Regions from separate parts of the Homo sapiens genome. Here region 2 is linked to region 1. Evidence: chromatin loops called from intact Hi-C (ENCODE). Cell type or tissue: prostate gland. All regions are shown on one strand. Each heading gives the region's core, and the rest is flanking DNA. Links, peaks and the distances in the headings are about the cores only.

The links. Hi-C counts contacts between places; a loop is a spot of excess contacts. Peaks named below come from ENCODE experiments on the same cell type or tissue, not always from the same donor. Only the 100,000 strongest peaks of a DNase experiment are listed, where the experiment ranks them.
Region 2: a loop joins it to region 1, with 4 times the contacts of the local background. A loop is called at or near these places in 70 of 110 quality-filtered maps.

Annotation. Positions count from the first base shown.
Region 1 is chr3:169,870,206-169,880,693 of GRCh38, reverse strand. No RefSeq gene overlaps it. Among named protein-coding and RNA genes, the nearest start is that of LRRC31, 5.5 kb to the right of the region's middle. In prostate gland, for the core only: no CTCF peak of the experiment used is centred there; a DNase peak (open chromatin) is centred at 8,993; H3K27ac peaks cover 2,208 bases.
Region 2 is chr3:169,954,883-169,967,174 of GRCh38, reverse strand. SEC62 (SEC62 preprotein translocation factor) reads right to left here and starts at 368. Exons shown (of 8, transcript NM_003262.4): 1 at 317-368. The coding sequence starts at 352. It also overlaps the pseudogene FHL1P1. RefSeq lists enhancers at 250-689, 12,143-12,292. In prostate gland, for the core only: no CTCF peak of the experiment used is centred there; no DNase peak of the experiment used is centred there.

The DNA.
Region 1 (10,488 bases), core at 7,989-10,488:
GAAGAATGAGGTATGCAGACAAGTGAAGGGTGAAGAAGATGAAGAGTTTTATTTAGTGTTGGAGACCCACAGTGGGTAGCTCCTCTCTGTAAGCAGGTCATCCTGTCGAATGTTCGGCTCTCAGCAGAGAGGAGGCCCTGGAGAGGGTGGCTCCTCTTGGCAGGCAGGACATCTCTGCAGCTCTCAGCAGAGAGGGTAACTCCTCTGCAGCTGGTTGTTGCGTCTGTCTCTCTGCCTTCTTCACCCTCTGGCCATCCTCTGCCCTGCTGGCTGAGCCTAGGACTTTTACAGACCTCAGAGGGGAGGAAGTGCATGCTGATTGGTCCATGGGCAGCCATGGGTGGGTCTGGAAGAGGCATCCCGAGTCTCCACTCTAGTCCACAGGACTGGCAGCCCAAGCCCCCAGCCTTCAGGCCCTCCCTGGCCTGAACATGGGGACTTACTGGGGACCTGCCCCCTTCTGCCCAGGAATCAATCTGCTTCCCACTGCCATTTATGGCCCCAACCCCACTCTGAGATCAGAGTAGGTTCTGGGACCAGAGGCACCAGGCAGTGGGAGCAGACACCTCTGAGCCTGCAGGCTGCAAAGATGCCCAGGTCCTGTGCCTGGGAGGGTGGCTGTTCCTGCCAACTCAGAAGGGGTGGGGTTCCTGCTTGTCCCTGGCTCCTGCCTGCTCTGTGGAGCAGGAGGCCCAGCTCTGCAGCTGCAGGTCTGGCAGTTGCTGTGGCAACCAGGCAGGCAGACCCTGCCTACTCCTAGCCCCCTCCAAGAGCACAGGGAGGCTCGGATATACAACCACAGTTTGGGTGGCTGTAGCCCCACTCAGGAGGGCAGGGCTCCCACCAGCTCCATGGATTGTGCAGTCCCAGCCATGCTTCCCTGCTGTAGCCAGCATCACTGGGATGGTAGAAGGTGCTGGTTCCTACAGGAGGAATAGGATAGACCCCTTGGTGACCTCATGGCAGGGGTATGTGCTCAACCTCTCAACTTGCTTAACTCTTTCCCAACTGGGAAGAGCTCTGTGCCACTCCACAAGGGCTACTGGGATATAGGAAAATATGACAGGAGGGTGGTAAGTGACCATTCATTGTTTGTTTCAAGAATACCCGAGTCAGTTTTGGAATAAGAGACTGAACTCTTTAACAGAGCCCACAGGCCCCACACAATCTGGCTTCTACATGTTTCACAAGTCTCATGAACTGTTGCCCCACTTTCTCTTGTCCAGCCACACTGGCCTTTTATTTTTCAGATTCACTGTACCCCTCCCTGACACAGAACCTCAGCCTGGAATATTCTTTAACTGGCCCCTCCTATTTGTTCTTAAATCAACCCTCCCATTGAATCTCAGACCTCAGGATGCCTGTATTCTATGCTCTCTGGACAAGTTCTACTTTCTTCATAACATGAGTCACGGCCAGAATTAAATAATGACTTATATCTAAGTTAAAAATAAGTTAAAAATAGATGTCTCCCCTGCCAGACAGGAACGTCCATGAGGGCAGAGACCTTGCCTTGCGCACTAGGAGATTCCCAGTGCCTAACAATGCTTCGTACGTGGTTGGTGCTAAGTACGTGGTTGGTGCTCAGTAAGTACATACTTGGTGCTCAGTAAGTATACTTGGAGTGAATGCACTCCGTCTCCCTGCTCCGACTTTGCTGCATCTCTCACTGGACATTGGCTCCCATGATTGCTGCAGCAAGGGAAGACGGCTGGAAAAATTGAGCACTGGCTGTTAAATGCTTCTGCCTGGGAGTGTCGCATCTCAATTACACGAACATTTTGATGGCCAAAGCAAGTCACAAGGCCACCTAAATTCAAAAAGGTAATCCAGGGAGAGGAGTAGAATGGCAGGTACTGGTGTGTAATAGTAATGTTTATCGCAGCCTCCTACCCAAGAAACTGACCTAAACATTAAGGTTGGGATAGGACGAAGGGTTGATTGTTCTGTAACTGGTGACTTGAGTTTTACCTCCTAAAATAAGTGCACTGCATTCTTTGCTCTAAGGAATATTTTTCCCATTTCACTCTTATTGTCATATTGTCATGTTCTTTACTGGCTAATGTGCTTTCTTTTTTTCTTTTCTTTTCTTTTTTTTTTTTTTTTGAGACAGAGTTTTGCTCTTGTTGCCAGGCTGGAGTGCAATGGTGTGATCTCGGCTCACCGCAACCTCCGCCTCCCAGGTTCAAGCGATTCTCCTGCTTCAGCTTCCCGAGTAGCTGGGATTATAGGCATGTGCCACCACACCCAGCTAATTTTGTATTTTTAGTAAAGATGGGGTTTCACCATATTGGTCAGGCTGGTTTCGAACTCCCGCCCACCTGGGCCTCCCAAAGTGCTGGGATTACAGGCATGAGCCACCACGCCTGGCTAAATGTGCATTCTTATCTTGGCAGCCCTAAGCTCAGGGCTTTACCAGAAATGCCCCTGTGACAATGAACTTTAGGTCAATAACAGAATCTGCTTACCCGGGCAGGCTCTTTGAGTATTCATTGCCTTCACAGGACAAGCAGATTTAGTCCCTTTGTTACATGTGAACCATGGATGGTTTGCTGTTGCTCTCCCTCATTTGCCTTGAAATACAGTTGCTCTTGGAGCTTTGCAGAATGGGCCTGCCTCAGCATCAGTCACACATTTATGAACATCTGTGACCTATAATGCCGTTACCGGGTATTAATAGGTGCAAAGAAATACAACTCATGGCTGTTGTCCTTAAGGAACTAACTGCCCAGCTGAGGAAGCAAGATGTTAATACCTTAAATTACTTATTACTTAAATTCATGGCTATGTATTTTTAAATACAGGTCAGGCAATACAAGAATTTCAGAGGTGAGAAAGCTCCACACAGCCAGTTACATAGTCAAAGTCTATGGGGATGTGGGAGGTGAGCTGGCTTGGGGGTGGTAGGACTCGGGTTTTGGAGGCTGGATGGCCCTCCTGAGCCTGGGCTTCTCCAGGGAGAGCCTGGGAGAAGATCAGGGAGGAAAAAGAGCACAACACAGATAGTGGAGCGAGGGCACCTACCATCAACAGCTGGGTGGAGGATGCCATAGAGCAGCAGGGGAGAAATGCTGAGAGCACAGCACTTCACCCAACAGTGGCCTTCCCTTCCCTTTGTCTTTCTCAGGTCATGTCAGTTCTGACCTCAGGCTTTCCCCAGGTCATAATGTAACCAGGCAGCTTAAATTCAAAATGCATTTTAAAACTTTTTTTTCTTTTTTTTTTTTTTGAGACGGAGTCTTGCTCTGTCGCCAGGGTGGAGTGCAGTGGCGCAATCTTGGCTCACTGTAACCTCTGCTTCCCAGGTTCATGCCTCCCCGGTTTAAGCAATTCTCCTGCCTCAGCCTCCTGAGTAGCTGGATTACAGGTGGGTACCACCATGCCCAGCTAATTTTTGTATTTTTAGTAGAGACAGGGTTTTGCCATGTTGGCCAGGCTGGTTTCGAACTCCTGACCTCAAGTGATCCACTCGCCTCAGCCTCCCAAAGTGCTGGGATTACAGGTGTGAGCCACTGCACCCAGACTGTATTTTGTTTTTAATTCCACAGGTATTTCAAAGAATCTCTGGGGAGGCTTAGAAGCTGCACTTATGGCACCAGGAAGCATGAATCATGCAGAATCCATTCTGAAGACATGGCCTTGGCTGTGGCAATTATATTAGGCTTCGAAGGCAGTAGGGGCCAAGGTTCTAGCAGAGAGCCTAGCCTGCCGCATCAATGGGGTCAATGGTGCAGAACGTGGTGTCTGCACTCAGCGGTAACAAGGAGAAAATAGAGATTAAAATTATTTGTCTCCTTTTGCCCAGCTTTGATTAAAAAGAAATAACTAAGACAAAACATCCATAAAGATGATGTGCTATGAAAGGCCTGAGTTGAAGTGACTTTCTGGGAGTGCTAGGTAACTGTTTGCTTGCTCTAGTTCATATTAAGAGAAAACTTTCAGCTTGCCTAAATGCTTTTAATGTATTTAAGCAACTTCAATGTAATTTATAATTTCTAGACTTGAAATAATTTGCTTGAATTTAGGATTTTTTTTTTGAGGAAATTGTTAGTTCACAAAATGCCTGTTATCCTTTACTTAAGTTGTAAATGACATCACTAGTATATATTTTCTATATTTTCATTTTTCTCCAGAAGGTTGTAAAAAGCCAGAACAGCTTTTAGTTCTTTGAGATTGTCACTGTGATTTCTCATCTCTCTTTCCCAAAAGACTTAATAAGAAAAAAAATTAATTTAAATTGTTTCTGTCAGATTCAGAAAACTCTAAATATAATAAGTAAGAGTTTTGTTCAGGAAATGCATCCCTTTTACCTTTTGTGTGCTGTGTACCTCTGCATTTCCAAATAACATGCTTATACTGTTATTTCATTTTTAGGTATTACCTATTGTCCTCTTTGTAGGACAAATGAGGATTTATTTCTGTTACATGTTTGCAAATTTCCCCTTTCCTCGGCATTCCAATATGGTTATTCCTGAGTTTTAACATATAGTGTTTATACTATTATGGCAATGTAAAAGTTGTTCACAGCTTAACCACAAAATATACCAAAAATGTGTAAGTTCACTCATTTAATGTGTACAATTCAATGACTTTAAATATATTCACAGTTGTGCAATCATCACCACAATCAATTTTAGGACAATTCCACATTTCTGTAGAAATGTGGAAATGAAACTCTATATCCTTTAGTTATAATATCCCTATCTCCTCACCCAATGTACAACTATTAATCTACTTTGTTTTATTCTGGCTATTTAATATAAACGGAATAATATATGTGGCCTTTTATGTTTGACTTCTTTCACTTAGCATATTTTCAAGATTTATTCATATTCAGTTATGTATCAATACTTCATTATATTTTTGTGCCTGAATAATATTGTTACTGGATCTTTGGGTGTCTATTTTCTTCCTGAAAACCCTGTGGCTGGTAGCACCTTTGCCTGAGTTCTTGTCCTGTGTCCAGGAAGAATGAGGTACACAGACAAGTGGATGGTGAAGAAGATGAAGAGGAGCTTTATTTAGTGTTAGAACAGCTCAGAGGAGACCCACAGTGGGTAGCTCCCCTCTGTAGGCAGGCAGGTCATACCCTCAGTGTTCAGTGCTCAGCAGAGAGGAGGCCCTTGGAGAGGGTAGTTCCTCCCTGCAGGCAGGTCATTTGGTCATTTGGTGGTCTCTGCAGATCTCTGAAGTTCTCAGCAGAGAAGGTGGCTCCTCTCTGCAGCTGGTTGTTCCCTCATCTGCTCAACTCTGGCTGAGCCCAGGGCTTTCATGGGCCTCAGAGGGGTTATTGTTGGAGGACTGGGTAGACTCCAAACTGCAACAACAGCTGGGTGTGGTGGCTCATGCCTGTAATTCCAGCACTTTGGGAGGCCAAGGTGGGCGGATCACTTGAGGTCAGGAGTTCAAGACCAGCCTGGCCAACGTGGTGAAACCCCATCTCTACTAAAAATACAAAAATTAGCTGGGTGTGGTGGTGAGCACCTGTAACCCCAGCTACTTGGGAGGCTGAGGCAGGAGAATTGCTTGAACCCAGGAGGCAGAGGTTGCAGTGAGCCAGGATCGCACCACTGCACTCCAGCCTGGGCGACAGAGCTAGAGTCCATCTCAATAAATACATAAAAACAAACAAACAAACAAACAAACAAACAAACAAAAAACCCCACTTCACCATCAACATTTTCATCTTGCCCAGAAACTGCTATCTAGAAGTTCTTCTGTTCTCTGGATTTTCTCTTGACTTATGAACCATACATCGTCTCATCTCTTAACACTCTAAGTATAATAGTGATTTGTAAAAGTCCCTTCTTCTCCCCACATTGTCTTTATTTTCCAAGTTTCATTTTTCTTACTGTTTCTGCACCTTGGTGTTATGTCAGAATCTTTCCTCAAATATCTTGACATCCTTGGTGCTCCACGCATATGTAGATTATGCATTATACTGGAATGTCTGTGTACAAAAGTAGGGCCTGTCAGTCAGTGGGTTTCTTTGTAACGTGCTTGGGCAGGGACAGATTCATTTAGCTGAAGGACTTTCAACAGTCAATATCTAGGTTTTTTCTCTTAGGCTGGCCAGTTTCTTCAGATAGTTGTCATCCACTCCACCTCTGTTATGTGGCGAAGTGGGTAGTTACATTTGGTTGTCAGGGTGTTCTTGGAGGAACAGAAGAGGGAATAGGGACGGGTTTCATAGCTCAGTTATAGACTTTACTTAAGCTCCTTTCAGATAAGGTATTCAAAACTTGACCAGTGTCTGAGTCTGGATCTTCTATGTTTCGACGTGTCGTGAAAATAAACATTCTTCTGCCAAGATGGGGAAGGGGTAGCCTCCTGGCTGCCCGAAGTGAGAAATAGAATTTAACAATTTAACCTCTTACAAATGTTTCGCGAATCATCTTGTGTGCAGCTCTACCCACACATCTCTTTCCTTCAGAGTTACCTTGTGCTGTCAATTACTGAGACTTTCGGGATTCTGACGTTTGAAAAATTTGTTCTCCCAATCCATGCAGACACTTAACTTTAAAGTCAGTTAAACTCATCCTCTTGCTCTCTAGTTTTCAAAGTTGTGTTAACATCTATCCAGTTCTCCTTATCCTTACAGATTTATGATTTTTTTAAAAATCTGTTGATTAAATAGGGTTTCAAGAGAAGTGGAGGTAAACACATATTTACCTCTGCCATCGTTTTAGTAGAACTTCCATATCATTCTTTTAATAAATTCCTTTTCTGCTTAAATTAACTAAAAATAGTACAGTGAACTAAAGTACTACAAATATATCTACAATAATGCCTCTTTAAGACAAGAGTTCTGAATAAGGCTGAACTAAGCTCATCAGACATAGAACTCAAGATACTGCGTGCCACCACAATGCCTTAGAACTGAGTGACTGAAGCTTTTTTTTTTCCGATTACCTAGGATTTTTATTTTATGCTTATTAAAAATCTATTTAGTAGTTAGGCATGGATTTTCTAAAATCATGTCACATTTGTGGATACATAAGAAGGAAAATAAAAGTAGAAATTGATTACTGTATTCTTAAAACTTTACATTTGGAGTTCAGTCCTCTGAATCACTTTCTATTTTTTTTTGAGATGGAGTCTCACTCTGTAGCCCAAGCTGGAGTGCAGTGGTGCAATCTTGGCTCACTGCAACCTCTGCCTCCTGGGCTCAAGCGATTCTCGTGCCTCAGTCTCACGAATAGCTGGGACTACAGGTGCACACTGCCACACCCGGCTAATTTTTTGTATTTTAGTAGAGATGGGGTTTCATCATGTTGCCCAGGGTGGTCTTGAACTCCTGAGCTCAGGAAATCTGCCTGCCTTGGCCTCCCCAAAGTGCTGGAATTACAGGTGTGAGACACTGCACCCAGCCTGAATCACTTTTTAAAAATACACTTAAAAATGTTTTAATTGTGGTAAAAACTACAGAACACAAAATTAACCATCTTGACCATTTTTAAGTATACAGTTCAGTAGTGTTAAATATATTCACATTGTTGTACAACAGATTCACAAAGTTGTACAAAGACGAACTTTTTCATCTTGCAAAACTGGAACTTTATACCCATCAGACGACTCCCTACTTCCCCTCCCCCTAGCCCCTGGCAAACACAATTTTTACTGTTTCCATGAATTTGGCTACTTTAGATACTGCATAGAAGAGGTGTCATACAGTATTTATCTTATTGTGACTGGCTTATTTCACTTGGCCTAATGTCCTCAAGATTCATTCATGTTGTAACAGGCAACAGAATTTCCTTTCTTTTTTTAATGAAATAAGACTGTGGAGAAAGAAAAATGCATCTCCCTTTGACAAACAACATTGAAAATATGATTCACTCTGAAACATTACATCAAAAAATGAAAGACTGGCTAGGTGCGGTGGCTCACGCCTGTAATCTCAGCACTATGGGAGGCCGAGGTGGGCGCACCACCTGAGGTCAGGAGTTTGAGACCAGCCTAGTCAACATGGTGAAACCCCGTCTCTACTAAACATACAAAAATTAGCCACGTGTGGTGGCGGATGCTTGTAATCCCAGCTATTTGGGAGGTTGAGGCAGGAGAATCACTTGAACCCAGGAGGCAGAGGTTGCAGTGAGCCAAGATTGCGGCACTGAATTTCAGCCTGGGCAACAGTGAGACTCCATCTCCAAAAAAAAAAAAAAAAAAGAATAAAGAAAGAAAGACCTTTAAAGACATTCCTCAAAAATTTTAAATTATATTAAACCCAAACCTAAGGATTGACAAGAAAGGAAAGGTATTCCTTACTTTTGCAAAAGTAATAAATAAAAAGAGCTTACATGCAAGAGAAATGACGTGTCAAATATGTATTATTACTCTTGAGGCTTCATGGCAAAACCTTAACTATTAAGAATATAGTAAATATGGAAAGTATCTGCTCAATTAATATTGATGAGTTGAATTGAAATATCAGCCATTTCTTATTCCTAAGGGCTCTTAAGTGAATGCTTTTGACCCTGGTAGAAGGGACAAACCCCCAGTTTTTAGCTGCTGTATTGTGGTGGTTGTGCTGTGATCTGCAAATTTTCCCAAATTCCTTTTCCAGGGATTTCCTTTATAAAGTCCAGTTCAGGGATAAGGAGGAAGCGGAAGGTTTACTGAAGCTAAGATTTTAAAGATGGACTTGGTTTGGGAAGCCTGAGGGCTTATTAAAGTTTTTATATAAAGAGGAATTTCCCAGACATATTTTCAAGAAAAAATTATTATTATTTTTAAATATGAGTATGGTAACCTAGCACTTAACTACTATACATGAAGAAATGTGCAAATGCTTCCCCCTTTTCATTCAAAAGCCTTCCTTCCTCTGGCATGGTCCTTTCTTGTTGCCTTATTAGCCTCCTGGTTGCTTTCTATTCTCCTGTTCCTTTCCTCTCCTTCACATCCTCTTCTGTTCCTTGGTTCTTGTGTTTCTTGGCTTCCTGGCTCCCCTGTTCCTTAGTGTACTGATCTTCACAGAGAACTGGCTGGGCCTCAGAAGCTGGGTGTGGTTTCACCTGGGTAAATTACCACATCCTGGAGCACCCTCCAGCACTGTTTTCTTAGGACTTGGGGAGTTGGAGTCAGTGCATTTGGGGGGAGGATAAAAAAGTGAAACCATTTACTGAGCTAGCTCCCCAGAGAATAGCCCTGTCTAAATCTCCAAATGGTGAAATTGGCTGAAAATGACCATGGAGGTGTCCTGGGTGGGGGGCCAGAAGAGTAGCAAATTGAGAAAGGCCTGGGGTGATGGTGGAATCAGGGTGAGGCAGCCAGGGCTGCAGGTCATGTTTAGATTTATGAGTTAGCGCCCCTTTCCTTCTTCTTTTCCACCTAACCCCCTGAGACTCTAGTCAGCTGTGCTGCTGTGCATGGAGTAATTGTTTAGTTCCACTGCTGTCTGTTGCTGGGTAAACCAGGGCTGGGCCCTGCTCTAATATGAAAGGAAGATTTTAAAAGAAAAATGGAATGTCCAATTGTGACTTCCAAAGCAGTGCTCCAAGTGCATGGAACATTCCAGCCCTCACGAGTGGAGGTGGGCTCTGCAAGGTCCATTTTTAGGATTCCCTGTGTAAAATGTTTCTTGGACCATTCTGGAACATAATGTTACAGAAAGAGCTATTTTATTAGAGAGGAGACTATGAAAACTGTAATTTCAAGAATACTTCTGCTGGGCATGATGGTTCACACCTTTAAGCCCAGCACTTTGGGAGGTCGAGGTGGGCGGATCACTTGAGGCCAGAAATTCAAGACGAGCCTGGCCAACATGGTGAAAATCCATCTCTATGTCAAAACAAAACAAAACACTTCTGTGTATCCCTTTAGTTTAAGTCCTTAGCCCTCCCATAAAATATAAGCAAATTTCAGGAGAGATAATAGATTGACCTTTACGAATCCTTTTTAGCTTCAATTCATACCAGACCTCACCCCTAACCTCCACACCCCCTGACCCACATCCCCACCTCCAATGCTAGGCTCTTCCAGCCGTTCCTGCCTGGGAGCTCTTGAGCTTACCCTTTCTTCTGCCTGGGATACTCTTCCCTCTCTTAAAAAGCTAACTCGCAGTCCTTCAAAACCCAGGCAATGTCACTCACTGTTCCAAGTCTGTTCTCCAAGGCATGCTTAGTTTACTGTGGGTTCCCTGACCACCTCCCATCTCTTGGCTCTTGTCCCACTCAATCAATGGCATACAGGTCCATCTTCCCACCAGGTTAAGATCCCATCAAAGACAAGAACTGTCTCTTGTTCGTCATTGAATCTTTTGCATTTAGAACATTAACTGGCCCACAGTAGATTCTTTAAAACTATTTATGGAATGAATGAATTCTTTACTGCCAACATGTTTCAGTGGGGTGGTGGTGCAGGGTTGGGGGTAGAGAAAATATGAATATGCAAAGAGAAAAAGGAGCTTATGTGCAAAGGAAGGAGGTGGGGGTCACCAGAAGGCAGAGGTCGCTGAAGGCAAACTCCTCTGGGGACAGCTTTGCAAAT
Region 2 (12,292 bases), core at 3,382-5,881, 91 kb before region 1:
GCTCAGGCCCGGGACAGCGCGACCACAGGAACTCCAGGCCCACAGCCGCGCCTCCGCAGCCGGATTCTGAGCGCGGCGCCTCCTTCCTTCCCCTGCTGCTCCACCACCACCTCCGTCTCTGTCTCCGCCGTCGCCAACACCGCCCCCCCTCAGGCCCCTCACAACGCGCAGCCTGCAGCCAGCTGCCTCGCGGCGGAACCCCACCCCACCCCACCCCACCTCGCCCTTGCTTTCGCTCGCCCTTTTAGGGGGCTTTCCCCGCCCCTTCCACTATCCAGCGCGCCGAAGCCCCCTGCCCAGAGCTCGGCTTTGCTACCTGGATCCGCTTCTTGTGTCTCCTGCGTTCCGCCATGTTGGCCGCTCCGCCCGGTTCCCTCTGACGTGGAGCGAGGAGGGGGCGGTGGAAACCTCGCGAGAACGCGCCCCGAGGCCCGTTATGTAATCCGCCGGCTGGCGCCCCTGGAATGGGGAGGTCGGCCGCCTGGCGGGGCCAGCGGTCCTTAGCGGTGCCTTCTCTCCCCTCTTCCCTCCGCTCCTGCTGTGCGGGAACTGGAGAATCGTTAGGACGTGGAGGAAGCAGAGAAGTGGATCAGAGAACAGGAGGGCTGGGAAGAGTCCTGGTTTCTCAATCCTGACTGAGCATCTGAATCACCTGAGAAGCTACTAAAATGCAGATTCCCCGACCCCATCCCCTTAGAGTCAGAGTCTGTGCATTTAGGGTGCGGCCTTTCTCAGAGGGATCGACTGAGACCTACTGAACCCTAGAAGTCTTTACCTGAGGCAGTTCCTGCAATGTACTGTATATTTCATGACATTCCATGTAAAAGATGACAAGACCGAGACCGTTGAGTGACAGAGATAAGAACTGACTTATCTAAGGCTCCACAGGTGGTAGATGGCAGAGCCGAGACCTGAGCCAATTATCTTTTCTCCTGCACTGTGCGGGGTAATACAGCTCGTTTAAAACAAGCTGGAGTCTCCATTCCGTTTTCCGCGTTGCTTCTCACAACTCACTGTTAGAATCCAGAAGTAAGAGAACCCGGGGAAGCGTAAGGAAGATGAATAGGACAAAGATTCTAAGAAGGTGGGAAGGAAGAAGGCTGCAGTCTATTTCAAGTCTGGTGAATTTCAATCACTGTAGCCTTTATTGTTATTTTAGAGCCACCTAGACCAAAAGAGAAGGAGCTCAAATTGCTGGTAAGTGCTTAGATAGAAATTCCCTTGACTGACTTTATAGAGATCTTTAAAGCGTTTTTAATTGTAGAAAATTGGGAAAATTCAGAATAGAAAGATGTTCTTTTTTTTTTGATGCTGAGTTTCGCTCTATATTGCCCAAGCTGGAGTGCAGTGGCGCAGTCTCGGCTCACTGCATCACCGAACTCCTCGTCTCAACTGATCTCCCTCCTCAGCCTCCTGAGTAGCTGGAACTACAGGCATGAGCCACCACACCTGGCTAATTTTTACTTTTTTTGTGTGGAGATGGAGTTTCCTTATGTTGCCCGGGCGGGTCTTGAACTCCTGGGCTCAAAACGATCCACCTGTCTCTGTCTCCTGAGTAACTGGAACTACAGGCGTGAGCCACTGTGACCGTTCAGTTTATTTTCTTATAGTATTCTGACTTTGTGTGTGTGTGTGCATGTGTGTTTGTATTTATATTTTTTCCTGTTTCCCAAATTGAGATCATATGCAATAAGGCAGCTGCTTTTTTCACTTAATGTTAGGTTGTAAGCGTTTATTATACCATTAAAATTTTTTTCCAGGTTTCCCATATTATATATCTAACCTAAGAGCAATTAAATATGTAAGTAAGGCAAATTGCAGCATCTTGATGCCTAATTTTTTAATAAAGTAAGATTGCTGAATTTTTTTTTTTTTTTTGGACTATGCAGTTCTGGTCTCAGGAGTCATTTAATTCCTTTCTCCTCTATAATCTATAATTTGGGTGTGTGTATAGTCAGGGATGGGGTGAGAAAGAAGTAATTATTCTTGCCAATTAACCCAAAACATAATATAGAATATGAAATGTCTTTATTTCCTTCAATCCCTCTACCCACCCAGAATGATGAATCTGTTTTGTGCTGTTTTATGTGGACATAAACACTGGACTATTTTATAGGAGACCTGGTCTATAAATGAAAATATTATTGCATTCAGTAGGTATTGAGTGCCTACTAGATAGATGTCAAATGTTAGGTTAGGACTATGGTGGGGAATAAAAATCCTTTATAGACAATGACTCATCCTCAAGTTACTGCCTTACTATTTTCTTCATCAGCAGAGCTTTAATTTAGTGTCCTCTTGTTCTGTCATTCACTCCTTAGATTACAACAATTTGGTTTCTACCTCCACCATCCAGTAACAATTATTTTGTCAAACCCAATACCTTCTCTCAGCTGGCATCTTACTCAGTATTTGACAATATTGACTGTTCTTCTTGACTTCTTTTCCTTCTTTGGCATGTATATCAACTTCTTTCTGATTTCTCGTTGACTTCTCTCCTTTTACCCAATTCTCACATGTTCCTGGCCACCGTTTTTATATGTTCACCTTCCTCTTGTCTCTTCTATTTGTGCATTCTGTTTACAGATTAATTCCAAAATACTGCATTCATGTTTAATTCCAGATTTCTTCTGGATGTTTCCACTGGATGTCCAACTAAAAATCACCATTTCCCCAGCAAAACCTGCCCCTTTTACTGTAAAAATCTAATAACTACATCGTTGTTCACTCAATTACTCATGCTAGAAACCTTGGATGCATCCCAACCATGCCTTTCTGCCAGTCAGTCACCAATCCTGTTGATTCTACAGCTGAGATATTTGGAATTCTTCCCTCCCTTATCATTCCCATTACCATTGCCTTGTTCAAGTCCTTATCATCACCTACGTGAACTAGTATTGCAATGGCCTTTTAATTGTTCTCCTCACTTCTATGCTCTTTACACTCCAGACCTTCTTCCTTCCATGACTCCCTGTTGTGTGTAGCAGCATGAATGATGGCTAATGTTCACACATATAACCTCAGATTTATGGGTCAAATTTCTGGGTCTCCTTTCCATTTAATATTTATATAAAAATATTTATATAAAAATAGCTCAAATCCTTTTCCCAGCACACCATCTATATTATTGATGGTGGCAGTAAGGAGTTTCCCCTAGCCACTTCTAGTTCCAACTTACTTTTGAATTTCCAATTTTACTCTTATTATTTGACAGTTATTTCTCTCCCAAACGAGGAGTATTTTTTGTTATTGTTGTTGTTGTTGAAGACAGGGTCTTGCTCTGTCGCCTAGGTAGGAGTGCAGTGGTGCGATCTCGGCTCACTGCAACCTCCGCCTCCTGGGCTCAAGGGATTCTCCCACCTCAGCCTCCTGAATAGCTGGGACCACAGGTCGTGCCACCACACCCAACTAAATTTTTTAATTTTTTGTAAAGACAGGTTTCTCCATGTTGCCCAGGCTGGTTTCTAACTCCTGGGCTCAAGCAGTCTGCCTGCCTTAGCTTCTCAAAGTGCTGTGACTACAGGCATGAGCCACTGCACCTGGCCCCTGTTCTTTCTTTTGCCAAAGCAAAACTATTAGTTACAAGAGACTTTACTGGAGATTTTTGAGGAAATGAGTTATATTTATTCATTCATTAAACAAATGTTTATTGAGGGCTTATTATGTGCCAGTCCTTGTTCTAGACACTGAGGATATACTAGTGTTCAAGAGGCAAACATCCTGCTCTTGTGGAGCTTATATTTTGGGAAGAAGAGAACAGACTGTAAAACACAAGAAGGCAAATTATATGGTACAGTCGTCCATCAGTATTGGCTGGGGATTAATTGCAGGACCCCTGTCAAAAATCTGTAACAGTGAATGACAGTGAGTAAATCAGGATTAGTTCTAGATTTTAGATGCTTAAATCTGCAGATGCTTAAGTTCCTCATAAAAAGTGATACAGTATTTGCATATAACCTATGCACATTCTCCCATATACTTTATATCATCTCTAGATTACTTATAGTACCTAGTACAATGTAAATGCTATGTAAATAGTTTTTATACTATGTAACTTTAAAATTTGTATTATTTTTATTGTGGTATTGTTATTTTCTGTTAATTTTCTTTCCCAAGTATTTTCAATTGGTTGAATCAGCAGATGTGGACCCTTGGATAGGGAGGGCCCACTGTATGTTAAAAGCCTTACAATAGAAACAAAGCAGGGTAAAGGGACTGCTTGCAGTGGGAAGGAGGATGTAATTGGAACTTAAATGGTCAGGGCAGTCCTCTTTGAGGAGATCCACTTTGACCAAAAACGGCATGAAGAAGAAGAAGGAGCAAGGCCAGTGGGTGTCCTAGGAAACCATACTTAAGGTAGAGTGAACAGCATTTACAAAAGTTCAGAGGTGGGAGAGTGCAGGTGTGTTTGAGTAATAGTATGGAGGTCAGTGGCTAAAGCAGATTCAATAGAGGAAGAGGAGTAGGTGATAAGATCAGAGGGAAATGGGGCTAGATTGTGTAGGCCATTTAATGACTTTGGCTTTCACTCTGAGTAAAATGAGGGCTTCAGAGGGTGTGCCACGATGGATTAGGGTTAGAAGAATGACATAAAATGGCTTCTGTTTAGAAAGGACCGTGATTGCTGTGTTGTGAATAGACTGTGAGAGGAGATACAGGGATAGAAGTGGGGACATAGGTTATTGCAGCAAACAGGTGAGAGATGATGGTGGCTTAGACTTGGGTGTTTGCTACAGAGGCAGTGGGACATCTTGGATTCTGGTTATATTTTGAAGGTAGAGTCAATGAGATTCTGAATATGAGGGAAAGAGAGGAATCAAGGATAACTTCAAGATTTTTGGTTTGACCAACCAGAAGAATGGAATTGTAACTTACTAAAATGAGAAATATAAGAGTGAAAGAAGTTTGGCATGAAAATATAGAAATTTAGTTTTTGGTGTGTTAATGTGAAGAAGCCTAATGGACATCCAAGAGGAAATATGGATTGCACAGCCACCTATATGAGAAGCAGATTTCAGGGAGAAGTCTTGGCTGGAGGTATAAATTTGGGAGTTGAATGGAATCAGAATATGTTGCCCCCCCAAATATGCCACTTTGGCATAAGGATAATTTTGACCTGAAGGCAAATGAGAAAATCAGACACAGCAAGAGCTCTCTGTCCTTATCTGCCTAAAAGAGCATAAATTCTCACAAAGGTGTCCCCATTCTTCTCCCATACCGAGACAAGGAAAACAACCCTTACCACCAGAAGTGGAGACAGCACCAAGATGAGTCTGCACAAAGAAACCTTACTATAATCCTTATCTACCATTAGTTTCCCCTATATTTTTACCTTCTCACAGTTTACCACCTGTATAAACCCAAACCCCCTTTTCTTTATCTAGTTACTTCTCTTCAATTTATCACCCTTTGTTAAGATGGCATATAAGCCCCGAAGTCTAACCACTTCTTTGATTTTTCACTTCTTTTCCATGAAGCCCTCATGAATGGTAAAAATATTAACATCAAATAAAATTGGTACACTTTTCTTCTGTTAATCTGTCTTTTGTCAGTTTAATGCATAGGCCTCAGGTACAGAACCTAACAGGATAGGGAAATGTTTTTCTTCCCCTACAGAGTTATCAGTGCATAGATGGTATTTAAGTCCAAGAACCTGAGGGATCACTTGCCTCCCACCACCCTCCAGGATGTCTCACAGACTTCTGCTTTTCATCCCACCTCTCTAATCCTTTCTTCTCAATCTTTCTTGCTGGGTTCTCCTCTTCCACTCTTCCTTCCAATGTTAGAATGCTAATGGCTTTCCTATCTCTTTATATGCTTTAATCCATAACATAGAGCCCACAACTTAAATAAGGAGTATTAGGTATTGATATCTAGGAGTTCCCTGGCCATCCCTGTAGGCCCTCCTCATGTCCTTTCCCACTGCTCCTGACTACCTGCCTACTTTTCTTCACTCACTCTAGAATACTTCCCACCCTTCTGAATCTCTTCTCTTTGCCCCTGGGCTCTGTCACTTCTCCCTAGGGTTGTCTCTGAAATTCAGAATTTTCCTTGCTTTATACAGTAGACAAATTGGGCTCTTTACTCTCTATTGGATTCCTTTGGACATGTTTTTGTAAATTAAGAAATTCATTACCATGTTGTGCTAAACAAAGCATTCTCCAATCTAGATCTCTCTCTCTGGAGGACTGATGAATAGGTAGGAACTTGAAAAAATTCAGTTTCCTGGGAACTTCCATCTCAGCAAGTGGAAGGGAATAATATAGAAATGTATTCCTATTGATCAGACTTATGCAAACTGGGAGCTGATAGGTTTAGTTTTTTGTTCTAAATAATACTTTCTCTGGGTCCATTTTATATGTTAAACATATATATGTGACAAAATCAAAGAGAAAATTCTAGGGAACTAGAGCAAATAACAGACCTTTTTTTGATGTCGTTTGTATAAAAGCAGTTTAGAATATGTAGTTAATAATGTTAGTGATTTAATGTTATCACAAAGAAAAAATAAATTTAATATAAAATAGCTCTAATATAAAATGCAATGAATCTAATATTATTTAAGAGGCAAATTAATATTTTAAAATAAGTTGATACTTCTACTCAAGAAATGGCATAAATTTAGCCAGGCATGGTGGCATGTGCCTGTAGTCCCAGCTACAGGGAGGCTGAGGTGGGAGGATTGTTTGACCCCAGGAGTTCGAGGCTGCAGTGAGCTGTGTTTGTGTCGCTGCACTCCAGCCTGGGGGACAAAGCAAAACTTCGTCTCTTAAGAAAAAAAAATGGCATAAATAAGACAGTAAGTATATAGAAAAACAAACACAAATACTGTTTTGAAAAAGTGTAACAAATTTTAACTTGCTAATACTAGACTAAGAATATATAAAAATAATCACTTCATCTTCTTAATTAAAATGGTAATTATTTTGCCATTTTGAACAGAAAAGGTAGCAGTATCATTCTCATTCACATATGGAGTTCTCATGGTTTCCCCTTACATTTGCTTCGTCAAGGTTCAATGCAAAAGGGAAATTAATGTAGTTTTTTAGTTAGAAAGATACTTAATTAGGAGAATTAAATGCTTCCAAAATCATTGAAAGTGTGAAGGACCATGTGCCATGTTGGTCCTGCCTGAATAACTGCCAGACCCTACAGGACTAACCAGCCGGGGGAACCTCTACCTTTGGGGAGCCAGGAGGCCACTGTGACAACACTGTGTTCAGTAGACTACTAGGAGAGCTGTGATCCAATTGCCAGGAAGCCAGGATCAGAAAGTTCTTGCCAGCACTGCTGCTGTTGCCTCCTACTCTCACAAAGATCAAGACTGCATGCTAGAGTGATGCTGTAGAAAAACCATCTCCATGACCTTGCTGGGCAGCAGCAGCAGGAAGATGGCCTCCTTGTCACATTTGTCCTTCTGATATTCTACCAGTGCATCTAATTAGAACTGGAACTCTAGTTGAGGGAGTCTGGGAAATGAAGACTAGCTTTCCATCTTTTGCTGTGTGCCAGTTGACCATATCTAATATCACTGTCTTCTTTCTTAAGGTAACCACTTCACTCCTACCTTTTCACCTTCCTAAAGAACAACTGTGAGACCACTCTTCTCCCGTCACTCCTCTACCTCACCATTTATGCTTCCACACCTACGTGTTTTCTTCTTCTTCTTTTTTTTTTTTTTTCTTCTCCTTCCCACCTGGCCTATCCTTCAAGGGTCAGGTAACATGTTACCCCCACAGTGGAAGCTTCTCTGAATTATTTCTTCAGCAAACTCAATTGACCCTTTTTCTGGGCTCCTACAACATTTTGTAAAAATCACTGCTATAGTACATATAATTGACATCATAAGTTGTTTTTCTTTCTGCCAGACTGTGAACCTTTCAAGGGCAGGTACTATGTTTTAGTTTTCTGTTCTCAATGTCTAGTCCAGGGTCTGGCTCAGAGTAAATAAATTGTTGATGGAGTGAATAATAAATGATGAAAATGGCATAATCTTTGTCCTCTGGAGCTTTAGTAAGTGAGGGAAAGATATTTATGAGGCAGACAAAATTCTACTGAGAGGTCTTCATCATATCCCAAAGACTCTATTTTCTATATAGTCCTCTGTGGAATTTAGAGACAACCAATTTGACAAGAAGCTTCCCTAGATTTGGTTGAGGAAGCCCTTCCCTGTGCAAGAAGAGAGATTCTGGGAATCAGTCATTTGCCCAGTTTCTTGTAAGTGTAGACTTACCTGAGAACAGAGACATGTAAACATCCACTCTCTCAACCTATCTCCAATCCAGCAATTTGAGAGGAAGTATAGGGTTTGGCAAAGCTAAATCTCCAAAATGAAAACCTCTTGGGCAAGTAAAGGCAGCTAAACCTCATAAGTTGTTAGTATACCCAGACTTTGTTTCTTGTGCAAGCCCATCTATTAAGATGGACAGGCATGATGGTTCATGCCTGTAATCCCAGCTACTTGGGAGGTTGAAGTGGGAGGATCTTGGTTGAGCCTAGGAGTTCAAGCTATGATCATGCCAGTGCACTCCAGCCTGGATGATAGAGAGATCCTGTCTTGAAAATAAAAAAAGAAGATGGAAAGGGGAGTGGGATGGCAAAGGTCAAGAAGGAAGACTCAGCACAGAATCCAGGGAAGTTATGAGGGCCAAGGAAACTAAGACTTCCAGACCTGGACCTCACTTGCCGATTGGGAAAAAATCCTCAAACCTATTCCTTCTTACACTGGCCTCAGATGATTTTCTGACAACTCTTGTACTCATGTGCTGTTGTCCAGCTGATGTTTAATAATGTGGATGTCTCTGAAATGAAAAGAACAATAGGCCAGCAAACCTTACAGACTGGATATTTTACCTTTTAGGTAAATATTTAAATAATTTGGCAGAGGTTGTTATAAGTAGTAATTATGGGTCCACCCCTAAATTAAGGCTACTAGTTATTCAATTATTTTTCCTTGAGTATTTATATAAGAAACTACTAAACGATAACACTTTATAATCTTCCGTGTCATGTAAGAAATGTTCCGCTTCCTGTGGCTCCAATTATTCTATCATTTTTTTTTATTCTACATATTGCCTCTAGGTTATACAGTTTTTTTCCTTCCCCTGGTAAATGAAATCACTACATTTAAAGTGGTATATTGCTATATTTTAGGCAAACAGCAAAAAATATAATAGGTTTCTTGCCTAAGCTGTACCTCCTAAGGAAAGGGATTTGGGGGTCTTGATTTTTCATCTGCCAAATGGAAAATCTTCTATCCATTTTCACCCAGTAACTGACAATCTGAAGGTCAGTGTATTTAGTGCTCGATTGTCATAATAAAATAGTCCCCAGCAGAGATGTCTTCAGATTATTGCAAGGGCAAACCAGGATTACTGAAATATTTTCACATACAATTGTTATACTGACCTTCAACTTCTGATAATAAAATAAATGCTGAAATTTTAGAGAGTGCTTTTAAGAAATGCCTGAATAAGCCAACATTTGACTAATCAAAGGATAAGTTTACTTGTCCAGTTTTAAATTCAAGCATGAATATAATTTTTGTAATTAATATGTATCTTTACACTCTCTACAAACCAATATTGTAATAAGTGAATTTTGCTGTCTTAGTTTTTAAAATTTATTTTTATTATTCCCAACTTGTCCTTTTGAAATGCTTTTAGACTTATTGAGAAAGTTGCAAAAACTAATATGAAGAATTTTCACATACTTTTTACCTAGCTTCTACAAATATTATATTATGTAACTATAGTACCATTTTTGAAACAGGAAATGAACTTAGTATTACTAAGTAATCTACAGACCTTATTCAGATTTTGTCAGTTGTCCCATTAGTGGACTTTTTCTGTTCAGGATCCAGTCCAAGCTCACCAGTTGCATTTAGTTTTCATGGTTCCTTGGTCTCCTTTAATCTGGGACAGTTCCTCAGTTTTTCTCTTTCATAACTTTGACTCTTTGAAGAGTACTGGCCAATTATTTTGCAGAATGTTCTTCAATTTATGTTTGTCTGTTATTTCCCAATGATTTAATTCAGGTTATACGTTTTGTCAAGAATATCATAGAAGTGACATTGTACCCTTCTCAGTGTGTCTTGTCAGGAGGAAAGTAGTTGATGTGTCTTGTCATTGGTAATGAGGCACTTTGATCACTTAGTTAAGATGGGATCTGGCAGGTTTCACTGCTGTAAAGTTACTGTTCTTTCCTTTGAAATTAATATGCATCTTATGAGGGGATACTTTGAAACTATGTAAGTATTCTGTTTTTCATCATACTTTTGTCTATTAATTTTAGTATCCATTAATTATCTCTGCCTGACATATTTATTACTGTGGTGTTTACCAAATTGTGATTTTCTATTTCTGTCATTCCTTCTACATTTATTGTGATACTACTGTAGGGAAGAGTTTATTTACTCATTTACTTATTATCAATTTGACCTGATCCTCTAGAGAGTATCAGTTAGATGCGATTTGTGAGTGAGAGTCAACATGGTGACCTTTGTACATCCATCTACCATGGTTCTGTTGGCATCCACCGATTTATGCCAGGGGTGCACAGCTTTCCAAGAAAAAGACTTGAAACTCTGTGAAAGCATATAAAACATGGTCTGATGGACTAGTGTGGTCCTCATGAGGGCACGAGTTTTGGAAAGAACAGTGTGGGACATAAGAGGAAGGAGCACCCTGTAAGAGAAGAAGGAGCCCAGCCTGGAAAGTTAGACCCAGAAATAGAGCATGGGCTTCAGATGGGGTGGAGATTTTAGATTATTGCTGTAGAATTTACCTCAACACAGACTTCTAGCAGTAGGTATGATCCTTGGCAAAAGTTGTTTAGCGTATTAATTAAAGGAACTGTGAGAGTAAATGGTCTAATACATTAGATCCACACAACCTTACTGTGGGACCCTGTACTGCTGCACCTGAGTGTCACCCAGATGGGGTATTGTCCTTTTCACTTTGTAAGGTCAACTGTTTGGATCTGTAGTCTCAAGGACATTTCAGTTCCAGCTTTACCAGCACAGCTGCAGGACTGTAGCTCATTGACACTAGATGTAGCTCTAGGCATTGTTGAGTTTCCACTCCACCAGGACCCAGGGATAGCCATGGGCTCAGGAGTTGTTTCAGTTCTGAGTGATGCTTCTATGGAACCACCTGCCACAGAGGATGTGTTCAGCTCACCAGAATGGGAAATAATGACAATGACGGGCTCATAGGCACATGTAATATCCCTGAAGTCTATAGCAAATTTATAGAAATAGGGACACTATTAAACATTGGATCTCTCAGAAAAAGGCCCTTGCCAGATGACAGCCCTTTGGCCTTGGACTTCCCAGCCCCCAGAACTGTGAGCCAATAAATTTCTGTTCATTATAATAATAATAAAAAACTGGATCTCTTACATGCAGTTGAGCAAGTAGGAGGGGGGGTACTATTGAGGCTTAGGCATTAATATTATGTTAAACAATTTTAAATTGGGAGACCATTAGGCTGGAGTGACTTCGAGCAGGTTAAGTTCCTACATAAGTAAACTGAAGCCCAGTATGAGTGTGAGTCACTCATATTGCTGGAAGAGTGTAAATGGGTGCAACCTCCAGACAATGCAATTTTGCAGCATCTGTGAAAATTTTAATTACATAAGCACCTTGGCCCAGAATTCCACTTGCAAGAATGTGTCCTACAGATATGCCTGTACCGATATGAAATTGTATATGCCATACATAATAAAAAGTTTGGAAAGAGCCTGAAAAAGTCTATCAGCTGGCTAAATGAGACTGGTTAAATAAATCATGATAGTCATACATGATGAGATGTCATACAACATTTTAAAACAGTGAGGAAGCTCTTTAAGTACTGTTGTGAAATAATCTCTAGGTATTTTAGGTGAAAAATTTCCAATGTAGTATGTTAACATTTGCAATAAAAAAAGAGGTTAAAAAGAATATATGTACATTTTTGCTTGTTGCAGGAGGGGATTTAGTGGCAGGAGGACAAAGTCAGAAGAGAAATTTTTCACAGTATATCTTCTTGAGCCATGTGACCATATGCTCTAATTTTTTTAACTATAAAATTTAAATTAAAAAAACCACAAAAATTCGACGCAAGAGCAGCAGCCACAGTGGCTGAAGATGAGAGGACTCCTGTGCCAGCCAAGGTGGAAGCAGAAATTACTCCCCAGTCTCCACTGACTACAGGAACAGGAGGGCCACACACCCATTTGGTGGCCATAACATTGAAAGCTGGGACAGCAGGACTGGTCTGGACCTGAGGCGTAAAAGACAACACTTGCAGCC